2 separate regions of the Homo sapiens genome follow, and region 2 is linked to region 1. The links are chromatin contacts, found by POLR2A ChIA-PET in ENCODE. All regions are on one chromosome and are shown on one strand. The core of a region is the stretch at or near the end of the contact, and the rest is flanking DNA. Distances in the headings are between cores, read along the strand shown.

Region 1 (6,223 bases), core at 1,693-4,192:
AAATAAAATGTAAAAGCAAAGAAAAAATGTATAGGGACATGTGAATACTACTAGGTGAACATTGAATAGTATTCAGAAATCATTGTTAAAAATGTTTAGGTGTGATGACGGATTTGGGGTTTTGTTTTTAAAAAGTCATTTTTATGTACATACTGACATATTTATAGATGAAATAATGTAATGTGTGGCATTTGCCACTATATAATACCGTATATAGTGGCAAATGGGGAGGAGAACTATAAAACTTTGACTTAATATCAGATTCTTAAGGGAAAATAGCTCATGGGATTAATTATTATGGGTAAGTGTGAAAGTTTATTCTAGTGTGATGCTCTGGGAAACAGCTTTGGTGTTTCCTCTTCAAGCATTTGAAGCATGCTCCTAACCAGAGCCATAGAACAGTATCAAGAGCCCTCATAGCATTTTATTCTTTGGTTCAGAACTGCCTTATGCTCCACTGCCTTTTCCTTTTGCCCATGACACTCAGTCTCCATCTTTCTTGGCTTACAGCTGGCTACCCTGTCTTTCCTGGTGCTGATTCCAGGTTGATAGCTCTGATTAAGCCTTGGCACTTCCTTGGCACGCTGTTTCCGGTATGGACTCCTTTATCTCTGCATACACCCCAACCACAGCCAAGTGGCACGATGTTCTCCAATGTTCCCAACCTCCTGGGTAAAACACTGGAAGAAGCTCCAAAGAACCTGTCTGTTTGACAATGTAGAAAGGAAACTGATGTAAATACATAGTTTTCACATCTAACCATCAGAATCGAAAGAGAAAAGAGTGACACTATAGGTGCATTACAATTTCACTGAGGAGTTGGATAAGCAGAATTACAGATACCACAGGAACAATCCTGGAAACTGATTAAATTCACTTTCTAGTTATACTTTGAATTTCATCAGAATGCTATAAATTGTCATTTAAAAACCATGGTTCAAGTAATATAATATTTTTCAAACTGCAGGACATGTTCCTTTCATGGGTTGCGAAATTAATTTAATAGGCAGCCAAAAACATTTGTAACAGACTAGTCTAGACTAGTCTGGAAGGAAATAAATGGAAAATATTAAAGTGAATCATACATAGTAAGAGTGAATATACTTTCTATAGAACTTTTGTTTTAGTTTAGCAAGTGTGTGTGTGTGTGTGTGTGTGTGTGTGTGTGTGTGTGTGTTGTCACAGTATAAAATCAATTTCTTACTGTGACCATTTCCAAAAATATTTGAAAATCCTTATGTAATGAATTTCTATATATGATATCAAAAAACCAAAAGGATTCAGGGGGCAAAAAAGGTAACTCTGAAGGAAAATTTCTGTCAAAACAAAATCCTGGTAATTCAATAACTAACTTGTTACCCGAATCAGAGAGCTAATCCATGCCAACCAGTCAGAAACCGTAAATAACCTGGCAGAAGGAACAGGCTACTAGATGTCATCTGATTTGTTCTTTTTGTGTGGTTTTGCTGACTATGTTTTCCTGTTGAATTTAAAAGGCCCCACTCATTTTTGTTACTTGGTAACTGCCATTTTCAGACTAGCTTTTGTCTGTTTCTAGATGAAGCCTGCAGGACACCAGCTGACAGTGGAAGGACTGAGGAAGGTTGTATAATTTTGTGCAAGGTCCACCACAAATCCAGCTGAAGAACTGCTCCAAAGTTTAGGTCATGGCAAGAACAAGGTAAGATGACATTAGTCACTCAAACACAGACTCAAGCTGCAACAACTAATGCTCCTATGAGACTGGCTATATGCCAAAGTCATATTTGGCCAAAGAATATATGCCCTTTGAAATCCCAGCAGGCATAGACCTACAAATTCTCAGCTAATGAGATGTTCATTCATTTTTACAGCTCCAGGGTGGAGAAAACAATTTCCCCCTTGCCAAATTTTTCTTTTATGTAAAACTTTAAATAAGAACTAAGAGATTTCATAGTGTCTGCAAACCTGGAAGTTTTTAATACAAATCCTCTAAAAGTTTGTGTCACTCACAGCTTCTTGCTGGTTTTTTTTTTTTTTTTTTTTTTTTTTTTAGAGCCTCCTCAAAATGGACTTGCATATTCCCCTTCTAGAAGGAGTAGATTATTCAAACCCTTTAAATCAAAGCTGGGCATGGTAGCTCATGCCTGTAATCCCAGCACTTTGGGAGGCTGAGGCGGGCGGATCACTTGAGATTAGGAGTTTGAGACCAGCCTGGCCAACGTGGTGAAACCTTGTTTCTACTAAAAATACAAAAATTAGCCAGGCATGGTGGCGGGCAGCTGTAATCCCACCTATTTGGGAGGCTGAGGCAGGAGAATTGCTTGAACCCAGAAGGCGGAGGCTACAGTGAGCCGAGATTGCACCCCTGTACTCCAGCCTGGGTGACAGAGCAAGAATCCATCTCATAACAAAAACCAAAACCAAAACCAAAAACAACAAACTCTTTAATTCAAGAGGTGAATCCTGAATCCCCATCTGGAAGGTTGTGGGAGGGCATAATCGTGATAGAAAATCTATCTCAAAATGACATTTGGGAAATGAAATGTTCAAATTCTGACCAAGGGGGTCAGAAGGGAACAAGTCTGAAAGTCTTAAAAGGGGAAGGTGGGGTGGGGAACACAATTGGAGTGAAATCACAAGAAATGTGAAATGTACTTATCAGTTGGCTTCACAATGTGCTCTTATTGGTTGTGTGTCCCTGGGCACCAAGGAGGCCAGGCCTACCATATTGAAAGCAGAATGGAGGGGAGCTCAGCATGGCTCCTCTGAGTAGTCACAAGTGATTCATACAGGCCCAGCTGGGACCCCAAGAAGAAGGGAGAGGTTGCAGTAGTGTGGACACTGTGGGTTTCCAGGAACCATAGGAATCCACAGCTCCAGCTCAACAATGATGCAAACCAGGACCTTGCCAAGCTGTCTTCTCCCAGAGAACAGAGTCTGCTCAGGCTTATGTTCTTGCCTCATTGCAAGTTTCAAATGAGGTGACAAGAATGGCATCTGGAACATTTCCTGGCAGAGAGGGCATTTCTCCCCTCCCCTCTCCCAGAGCTTGTTCCTTTTCTTACCTCTCTCTGTTCCTGCTTCACATTGAAAGAGGCTGGCAATGAAATGAGACCAAACCTTCGTTCAAATACAGCCTCGCTACTTGCTTGCTTAGAGCAAATCACTGGACTCCTGTAAGCCTCAGTTTCCTCAGCAATAAAAGTAAGAGATAATAACACTTACCTTATAGAGTTGTATGAGGATTGGGAGAATGTACATAATGTGCTCTACAAACATTCAACACTCAAAGTCAGGGCTTCTCAACTTTGTACTTTAATAATTCGGCCAGGTCATTCTTTGTTGTAGGGAGCTGTCTTGTGCATTGTAGGATGTGTAACAGCATCCCTGATCTCTACAAACAGGATACTAGTAGTACCTTCCCTCTCCTCGCCACAGTGTGACAACCAAGAATGCCTCTAGATATTGCCAAAGGTCCCCTGAGGGCAAAATCAGGCCTGGTTGACTATGACTTCCATCTTGTTTTCCTTTCTCTCTCTCTCTCTCTGTCTGTCTCTCTCTCTCTGTCTCGGAGTCTTGGGAAAGCGAACTGTCATGTTATGAACAGCCCAGATCAGAAGTAACTAATGTCCTAAGCAAATAGCTAGCAAGCACCTGAGGCTTGCCTGCAGCCAAGTGAGTGACTTTGGAAAAGGACCTTTACACGGTTGAGCCCTGAGATGACTGCAGCCCTAGATGATGCACTGATTACAGCCTTTGACAGATCCCGAGTTAGAGGCACTCAGTAAAGCCATGCCCCTGCTCCTGACCCACAGAAACTCTGAGATAATAAATGCTTATTCTTTTAAGCTGCTAAGTTTTGGGGTCATTTGTAATGCAGCCATAGGTAACTAAGACAAGGACCAACAATGATCAAGTAATATATCAGTGTTGAATGGGAAGCAGATGAGTCAGGTGGAGTCTATGCACGTAAGAGATCTCAGAGGTGACCCCACAGGCAGATCCTGAGGTTTCCATGGTATTGGGTGGGGAGGACATTTACATTCTTGCATCAGTATTGTTTGGTTGTCCCATATATATTTAGTGCTCTTTCTGTATATGACTTATTGAAACATCCCCTTTATCTTTGTAGGGCTGTGGCTTACCATTTAAAAATGTTAAACGAAATGTCTCTTATTCTAAATTAATTTTATCCTCTTATTCACTGTATATGAATACATTTTTCTTGGCTATCATCAGTGCTATACTAGTTTGTGTTCTCATTTTCCTAAACATGTTTTATTATAAATGTAACGAATAATTAATATAAAGAAATTGAAACAGTGGGGGAAAGCAGAATTTTTATGAGAATTAACCATTGTTAACAATTTAGTATGTATCTTTCCAGATATTTTCCATGAAACACAATTATGCCACATAAATACATATTTTTGTTTCAAGATTCTTTGGTTTCAAGGGATAGAAACCAAAGCAAACTGGCTTAAGCATAAAGATTTACTTGGCTTGGATAATCAAAATTCTGGAAGCATACGAGTAGAGTTACCTACCTTGGAGATGATTGAAGCCAGGACTAGAACATCCCCAGGAATCATTCTTTTTGTCTCTCATCTCTATGTCTCAAGGTGTGTTGGCTTCATTCTCCCACACTGGGTTTTCCATGAGTCAAGGATGTGGCCAGCACTTCCTGGCTCTGAGTCTCTTACAACTTTATGACTGAAGTAAAAAGGGGTGTTGGTCTCCCAGCTTGAAAAATCCCAGGGAATGTTTCTGATTGGTTTAGCCTGTTGATTAACCACTCCAGTCAAGGGTGTGAGGTATTATGAGAAGCTGAGCTGGAGTCACATGTCTAATCTATTGCTGGAGAAGGTTACTAGACAAAGTAGGGGAAGCAGTGCTTGGCAGCCAATAACAATAGGCACCTATCACAATCTTTTATCCAAGTATTATCATGATGTGCATCATTAGTCTCAATTTGTTTTAATAAGTAAATTACATATCACAGGCTTCTTTACATATGAACATATATTATGCTCAGTCTATTCAACAGTCTACACTCAATAGCACAGAAATATGAACTGTTTTAGTTTTTTTCTCCAATCATTTATTTCAACCGTATTCCATGAAATCTCCCTTTCCTGCCCTTAAGAATATCTTGGGCAGATCTCATAGCTTTCTGGTTACTTTTTATTATTAAAATGCGCTTTCCTATCTCGAGTAGTTTAAAAACTAAATCTTATATCCAATATGATGTTCATTCTCTTTCTCAAACCACCAGGCCAGGGTAAGCTTCAGGAAGGGGCTTGAGGTAAAGAAGGGCATGGCTCACCTTTTCACTTCTCCTGCCTTCCGTCTTCTGTGGTTGGAGTGAGAAGGAGGGAGAATAAGAAAGACATGTGTCTTTATATTTATGTGACTGTTGTGGGATGAACTGCATTCCCCTAAAATTTGTATATTGAAGCCCTAACTTCCTGTACCTCGGGTTGTGACTATATTTGGAAATAGGGCCTTAAATGAGGTGATTAAGTTAAAATGAGACCATCAAGGTGGACCCTAATTCAACCTGGCTGGTTTCTTTGTAAGAACAGGAAATATGGTCATAAAAAGAGATACCTTGCATGCACGCCCACAAGGATGACCATCTAAAGCAAGCTAGAGAGGCCGCAGAGGAAACCAGCCCTTGATTAGTTCCAGTCTCCAGAAATGTGAGAAAATAAATTTCTGTTTTTTAAGTCATTGGTCCTCAACCTTTTTGGCACCAGGGACTGGTTTCCTGAAAGACAATTTTTCCACGGATGGGAGGCAGGGATGGTTTTGGAATGAAACTTTTCCACCTCAGATCATCAGGTATTACTTAGATTCTCATAAGGAGAGCACAACCTAGATACCTTGCATGCGCAGTTCGCAATAGGGTTCGTTCTCCTATTAGAATCTCATGCTGCTGCTGATCTAACAGGAGGTGGAGCTCAGGCGGTAATACTGGCTGGCCCGCCACTCACTTCATGCTGTTTAGCCTAGTTCCTAACAGGCCATGGACTTGTACCAGTCTGTGGCCCAGGGGCTGGGGACCCCTGCTTTAAGCCAACCAGTCTGTGGCTTATACACAAGTGTTCACAAAAGTCCTTATAAGCAGGAGGCAAGAGTTAGGATCAGGGAAGGAGATGTGATGTGGAGGTAGAGGTAGAGTGATGTAAGGAAGGGGGCATGAGCCAAGAAGGGCAGATAGCCTCTAGAAGCTGAAAAA
Region 2 (6,223 bases), core at 1,723-4,222, 340 kb before region 1:
TCAAATCTATATCTTTCTGGAAAAGACATTTCAAGGAAACGCAGCTCTTCACTTCTCTGTCAGGAGCAACTATGAACAGCAAATACCAGATACATCATCTTAGCTGCTTGGACACAAATAAGCAAAGAGAGGATGAAAATTCTGGCCAAACCCACCAAATAAAAGAGTGTGTGTATGTGGGAGAAATAAGCTGCAATGATCTGCGATTGGTCCACTAGCTTGGGATGGCCTGATTGGATGGAAGTTCAATGGCTGTGGAGAGGCACGAGGATGGAGACTAGGGTCATTGACCAACCATCAGCATAGTCTTAATTAAATATTAATATTATATTGAGAAACAGTGGCTAATGGCATTCATTATAGTGACTTTGCCCAGATGGTTTCTGCTAACACAAAAATTGGACTGGTCTGAAGGACTCTATTGAACATTTTTGTACTTTTAAGTTTCAATTTGATCTTAAATTCTCTGGGGTTAATGGCAAGATTGGGTAGAAGTAATGCAAAAATTCCAAGGAACAAATGCGTAATGGAAATGGAGAAACTAGCCTAGACTTGGTGAGTAGACTAGAACATGTACGTAAGTGTTGATTAAAACGATTTATCAAATCAGGAAAGAAATGCTAGGAAGGACGAGAAAATGCCAGAAAGATAAAGACTTTCCAATTTCTGTGCTCACAATTACTCAGGTTATGTTAGACATATAAAAATAATAAATTGTTCCCTACGATCCTAACGAAGTGTTATAAGAAGGAGGCTGATGAACAGGAAATGTTCACTTAGTCATCCATTGCCCCATTTCGTCCCTGGGAACTACCAAAGCAAGCTAATTTTTCTTTCATATATGTTCACTTGTTTTTGCTTTAATAGATGAAAAGTTATAGAATATTAAAACTAGATCATTTGATATCAATTTATTCATTCATTAATTTAAATGGATATTTACTGACTGATGACAATGTACCAAGTGCTGGGTATTCAATGGGATAATCAGATCGCCCAAAGGGGCTTACACTCTAGTGGGGAGCACAGACTAAGAGCAAGTAAAAAGAAAAATCCATAAATCAAATGATTACAAACCCTATTAAGTTATGAAGGAGTCAAACAATGGGCTGAAACAGAGAAAAAGGAGCTCAGAAAGGGAACAGAGGTGCGGAAAGGTGAAGGGGCCTACCTCAGGTCACCACAGTTAGTGGCAGGGCCAGAACCCCCATCTCCTAACTGCTAGGATCTTTTGACTATGTGCTAGGATCTTTTGACTATGTCACGTGTGTTGTCTGCTTTGACATAGAATCTGCCGTCTGTTCTCTGGAAATCTGTGTGGATACTGGATGATGTCTTGGCTGGTTTCTAAAAGCAGATGGGAAGGCTGAGTAGGGGGAGAGGAGAGGTTTACAAGCTGGAGGTGTGCTACGTGCTGCTACCTGTCTCTAAACAACTCACAGAGACAAGTCACAGCAAACTTTTAGAGGGCATTGCCCTGTCCTGGAAAAGACCTATAGTGTGATGTAATCCTTAGCAATAGAACATGTATGTAGGGGGTGGGGAGGGGCTTGCTGCTTTCTCTCCCACCTCCATGGAAATCATCTGAGATCCCTACTGGTCCCCCTCTACTTACTGGTTTAGGGAGAGTGGCTTGTCAGCATTTAGATTAGGCAAAGCTAAAATCATAGTGAATAGGCCTCTAGTGCAAGGAAGGTGTGGTTATGAATAGAGAGATTGGGTGGGTAAAGAGAAATTTCACAGCCTGTAGCATTTTGTGAAAGAACAGAAATTGTGTTTTCACCATAACAGAGTGGAGTGGTATTTCTCTAACAATGAGAGTTTCCACTAATGAATATAGTGACTTTGCAAATGATGTTTTTAAAAATACAATGGCTGATCCCAATAGAGTGGGAGCAGAAATAAAAATAAAATAAATAAAAAATACAATGGCTAGGTCTATTCCTTCTGGGTTTCCAGCTTTAGGCATATGGTAGATGAAACTTCAAGGATGGAGTAAGACAAGAATGAGTTTACTGGCTTCAGGTTGTGCCCTGGGGAGTCAGCAGGTTCTATGATGTCATCTGAGCAGAATGAACAAAGATGAGTGACGACCCCAAAATGGGAAAAGGTACATTTTGTAGGTTAGATTATTATTTCCAATGATTCCTTCCCAATACTTGATTGGCTCCCTGTTATAATATTATACCTCTATATGCCTTGCCACGGCTTTGTTGACACTGTGGAGGACAGGGTATATTCCCTGCTCCACTGATATTGATCTTGGCCGTGTGACTTGCTTTGGCTAGTGGAATGTTAGCAGATCTAATGTGTGCAGTGTGCACACATGTAGCTCCCGGCTCCAGAATGAGGAAATGTGTGTAGAGCAAACCTGAACCCAACTTGCAATTTGGAACCAAGGCTCAGCCAAATTGCTGCCTGAAGCAGAGCTGCCCTAGCTGAGTGAGAAAAATAAATGTTCATTGTTGGAGATTGGATGTGTATGTGTGTGTGTTTTGCTGTGCACCATTATTATAGCAATAGTTGATTAATACAGTAAACATGTGTGGAGCAGGCAACAGATATCAACTGGGGCAACCACAGTCTGGAATTCACTTATTTATCATATGTGTGCTAAATTGCCCCTTTTGGCAAGCCTTGTGCTGGGCTTGGAGCATCAAATGAAAATAAATAGCATGGTCATGGCTGGAGGGGCAAAGACAATCTAGTAACATAATAGACATGTAACAGACAATGCCAACGCACAAGGGTGATAGCAAGGCTGTGTACGGTATGTTCTGGCCACACAGCATGCCTGGAGGGACTTGGAGAAAGTGACACAGAGGATGACATTTGGATCAGATCTTCAAGGATGACTAGGACTTGATCAGGAGGGAAGGAGAAAAGAGCACTGCAGGCCTGGGGAACAGTGCAGAGGCAGGGCCACTGGAGAGTCCCTAAAAGGGAAAGCAGCCCAGTGTGGTTAGAGAGAATGGAGGGGAGTGGCAGGAAATGAGGCTAGAAAGTTGGACTGGGCTGTGTTGGAAGGGCCTGAGACTAAGGAGTGAGGACTTTATTTAGTAGCTTTAGTTCATGGACTTTTAAAAGGAACTCTCTGAGATTTTTAAGCAGTGGATGATGCAATCAAAGCCATGCTTTAGAACAGTGCTTTGTTTTTAACTTTTATTTGAGAGTTAGGGGGTACATGTGCAGGTTTGTTACAAAGGTGTATATATATATACCTTTGTAACAAGGTGTATACATATATATGTATACATATATATGTACACATATATATATGTGTGTATATATATATATATATATAAAATTTTTTATTTTTTTTGAGACAGAGTGTTGCTCTGTTGCCCAGGCTAGAGTGCAGTGGCACGATCTCAGCTCACTACAACCTCCACCTCCCAGGTTCAAGCGATTCTCCTGCCTCAGCCTCCCAAGTACCTGGGATTACAGGTGCATGCCACTACGCCCAGCTAATTTTTGTGTCTTGGGGGTTTCACAATGTTGGCCAGGCTGGTCTCGAACTCCTGACCTCAGGTGATCCACCCGCCTTGGCCTCCCAAAGTGCTGGGATTACAGGCATGAGCCACCGTGCCTGGCCTACAAAGGTATATTGCATGATGCTGAGGTTTGGGATATGACTGAACCCATCACGCAGGTAGTGGACATAGTACCACTATGGTTTTTTTTCAGGTAGTTTTTCAGCCCTTGCTCCCCTCCCTCTCTCCCCTCTCTTCACTAGTAGTCTCCAGTGTCCACTGTTACCACTTTATTAGTACCCAATGTTTAGCTGTCACCTATAAGTGAAACATGCAGTATTTGCTTTTCCATTTCTGCCTCAGTTCACTTAGGTTAGTGGCCTCTAGCTGCATCCATGTTGCTGCAAAGGACGTGATTTCATTGTTTTTGTATGGCTGTAGTACATGGTGTACATGTATCACGTTTTTGTTATCCAGTCACTCTTGATGGATACCTGGGTTGATTCCAAATTTTTGCTATTGTAAATAGTGCTGTGATGAACATATGAATGCATGTGTCCTTTTGGTAGAACAATATATTTTCCTTTCGGTATACATCCAGGAACGGTGTTGCTGGGTCAAATGGTAGTTCAACTCTTAGTTCTTTGAGAAATCTCTAAATTGCTCTCCACAGTGGCTGGACTAATTTACATTCCTACCAAGAGTGTATCAATGTCCCCCTTTCTCTCCACAGCCTCATGGATTTTGTTAAACAGTCAAAAAATAACAGGACAGTGTTTCTTAGGGTGTGTTCCCAGGACCAGTAAATTGTTAGAAATGCAAATTCTTGGTCCAAACCTACTAAACCAGAGACTCCAGAGTGGGCCCAGAAATCTATGTTTTAAAAAGCACTCCAGGGCTGGGTGCAGTGGCTCACGCCTGTAATCCCCACACTTTCGGAGGCCGAGGTGGGTGGATCACCTAAGGTCAGGAGTTCAAGACCAACTGGCCAACATGGTGAAACCCTGTCTCTACTAAAAATACAAAAATTAGCTGGATGAGGTGGTGGATGCCTGTAATCCCAGCTACTAGGGTGGTTGAGGTAGGAGAATTGCTTGAACCCAGGAGGCGGAGGTTTTGGTGAGCCGAGATGGCACCACTGTACTCCAGCCTGGGCAACAACAGCAAAACTCCATCTCAAAAAAAAGTACTCCAAGTCTATGTTTTAAAAAGCACTCCAGGTGATTCGGATACATGCTAAAGTTTGAGATTCACTGCTTAGGACAATTCTCTTTCAGCTGTCAAGAGTCTGGAGTGAGGGCCTCATGCTGGGAAGAGTTTCTGAAGAGCCACAGTAGAATCAGGAGGCACCTCCCTTGAGGGTAAGGAAATATGAGAGATTCTAACTACTCATCTGGCCCCAGAGCAACAAGATCAAGGTGGTCAGGGTGTAGGCAGTATAGGCATTCATCCATTCACTTCTTTATTCATTTGCTCAAGAATCCTTTCTTGGCAATGACTATGAGCAGGTGTGGAACTGGGTCTGGGAGATAGAATTCTAGAAAAGAGGATGTTGTTGCCCTGTGAGGGACTCACATCTAGTGGCATCAGCTCTGTTCTGGGTGGAGCAAGATTCCAAATGCTTACTCATCTCTTTCTCTTTTCCTTTTTCTTTAGAGGTTAATGAGCATTAAATTTTTGATGAACATCAGGGTCTTCAATGAAGAGGATGATGATAATTGCTATCATTGATTGAGCACTTACCATGAGCTAGACCCTGATCTAAGATCTTTGTGGCTGTTAAATCTTCACAATAGCTCCATGAGGTAGATCCTACGATTATCCACATCGTACAGATAAGTGAATCAAGGTACGTGGAGGATAGCATTCTGTCTACTTTCCTACAAACCATTAAGTGCAAAAATGGGATTTGATCTCAGCCAGTCACCGTGCTGATGACATCTTTCAACCTGCTGGGCTAGCAGGATATTGAGAATTCCAGGAGAAACGAGGTAAGTAGTATATTGTAAGAGGAGAACCTTGGAGGGCACAAGGAGAAAACAGCTTCATTCTTTTCCCCACCATGTGCTTGAACCTGCTCCTTGGAACTAGTTCCCCTCTGCCCTCTGGGTGTGTCTAGGGCAGGTCCCCTGATGCTTCTAGTCACCTGTAGATAATAAAAAGTTTTCCAGTTACTTATTGTCACAAAGATAATCTCATTTCAGTAAAAAAAAATCCATTCATAGGTGTTAATCAACACTTTAGATTTCACTTAAGATTCTTCTTGCTGGGCCTGGAGTAGGGCAGGGCTAGCTTCCTCTAGACTTCCTCACCTTGGTCCTCCACCCTCAACTCCTGCTACTTTCTCCATAGCTCCAGCTACTCACTAGGAGAGGGAATACGGAGGACATGTCAGGGACAGGAAAGGTCAAGTTTGACTGGCACCAATGTCATATGGCGATGGATTCTGCTGGCTGTGGCGGATGATTCAAGCTGACTCTGGGCTTGGGGGAATTTCAAAGCCGATCTTTTTGGGGCTGTACTTGTGGGTTCTCTGGAGGCCTACACTGGGAACATTAGACTGTACTGCCTGTGTCATGCCTCAGATGCATGTTCTCTGTGACTGTTTATGTTTTTTCCCTCAGCTCCCCATAATCCTGGGTCCTTTCCCAGCTTAGGTTTGAAGCCCCCTCCAGGCCAGTTCTCTCTCCTGAGCAGTCTTCTGGTTCACAGAGAATATTCATGTATCTTTTGTCCAAAAAACACTGGGA

The links. ChIA-PET counts read pairs that join two places held with the same protein, here RNA polymerase II (POLR2A).
Region 2: POLR2A ChIA-PET joins it to region 1 with 10 read pairs in activated T-cell. The contact joins two enhancer-like sites. POLR2A ChIA-PET finds 5 or more read pairs at or near these places in 3 of 52 experiments (K562, WTC11 and activated T-cell).

The regions. Positions count from the first base shown.
Region 1 is chr10:91,346,215-91,352,437 of GRCh38, reverse strand. HECTD2-AS1 (HECTD2 antisense RNA 1) reads left to right here. Exons shown (of 5, transcript NR_024467.1): 4 at 1,559-1,681. Among named protein-coding and RNA genes, the nearest start is that of HECTD2, 61 kb to the left of the region's middle. Within about 2 kb of position 2,942, at least 7 of the 41 ENCODE cell types and tissues checked have a DNase peak (open chromatin) inside an H3K27ac peak, as active enhancers do.
Region 2 is chr10:91,686,685-91,692,907 of GRCh38, reverse strand. LOC107984253 (a long non-coding RNA gene) reads left to right here. Exons shown (of 4, transcript XR_001747550.1): 2 at 4,751-4,834; 3 at 5,130-5,322. Among named protein-coding and RNA genes, the nearest start is that of PPP1R3C, 57 kb to the right of the region's middle. Within about 2 kb of position 2,972, at least 7 of the 41 ENCODE cell types and tissues checked have a DNase peak (open chromatin) inside an H3K27ac peak, as active enhancers do.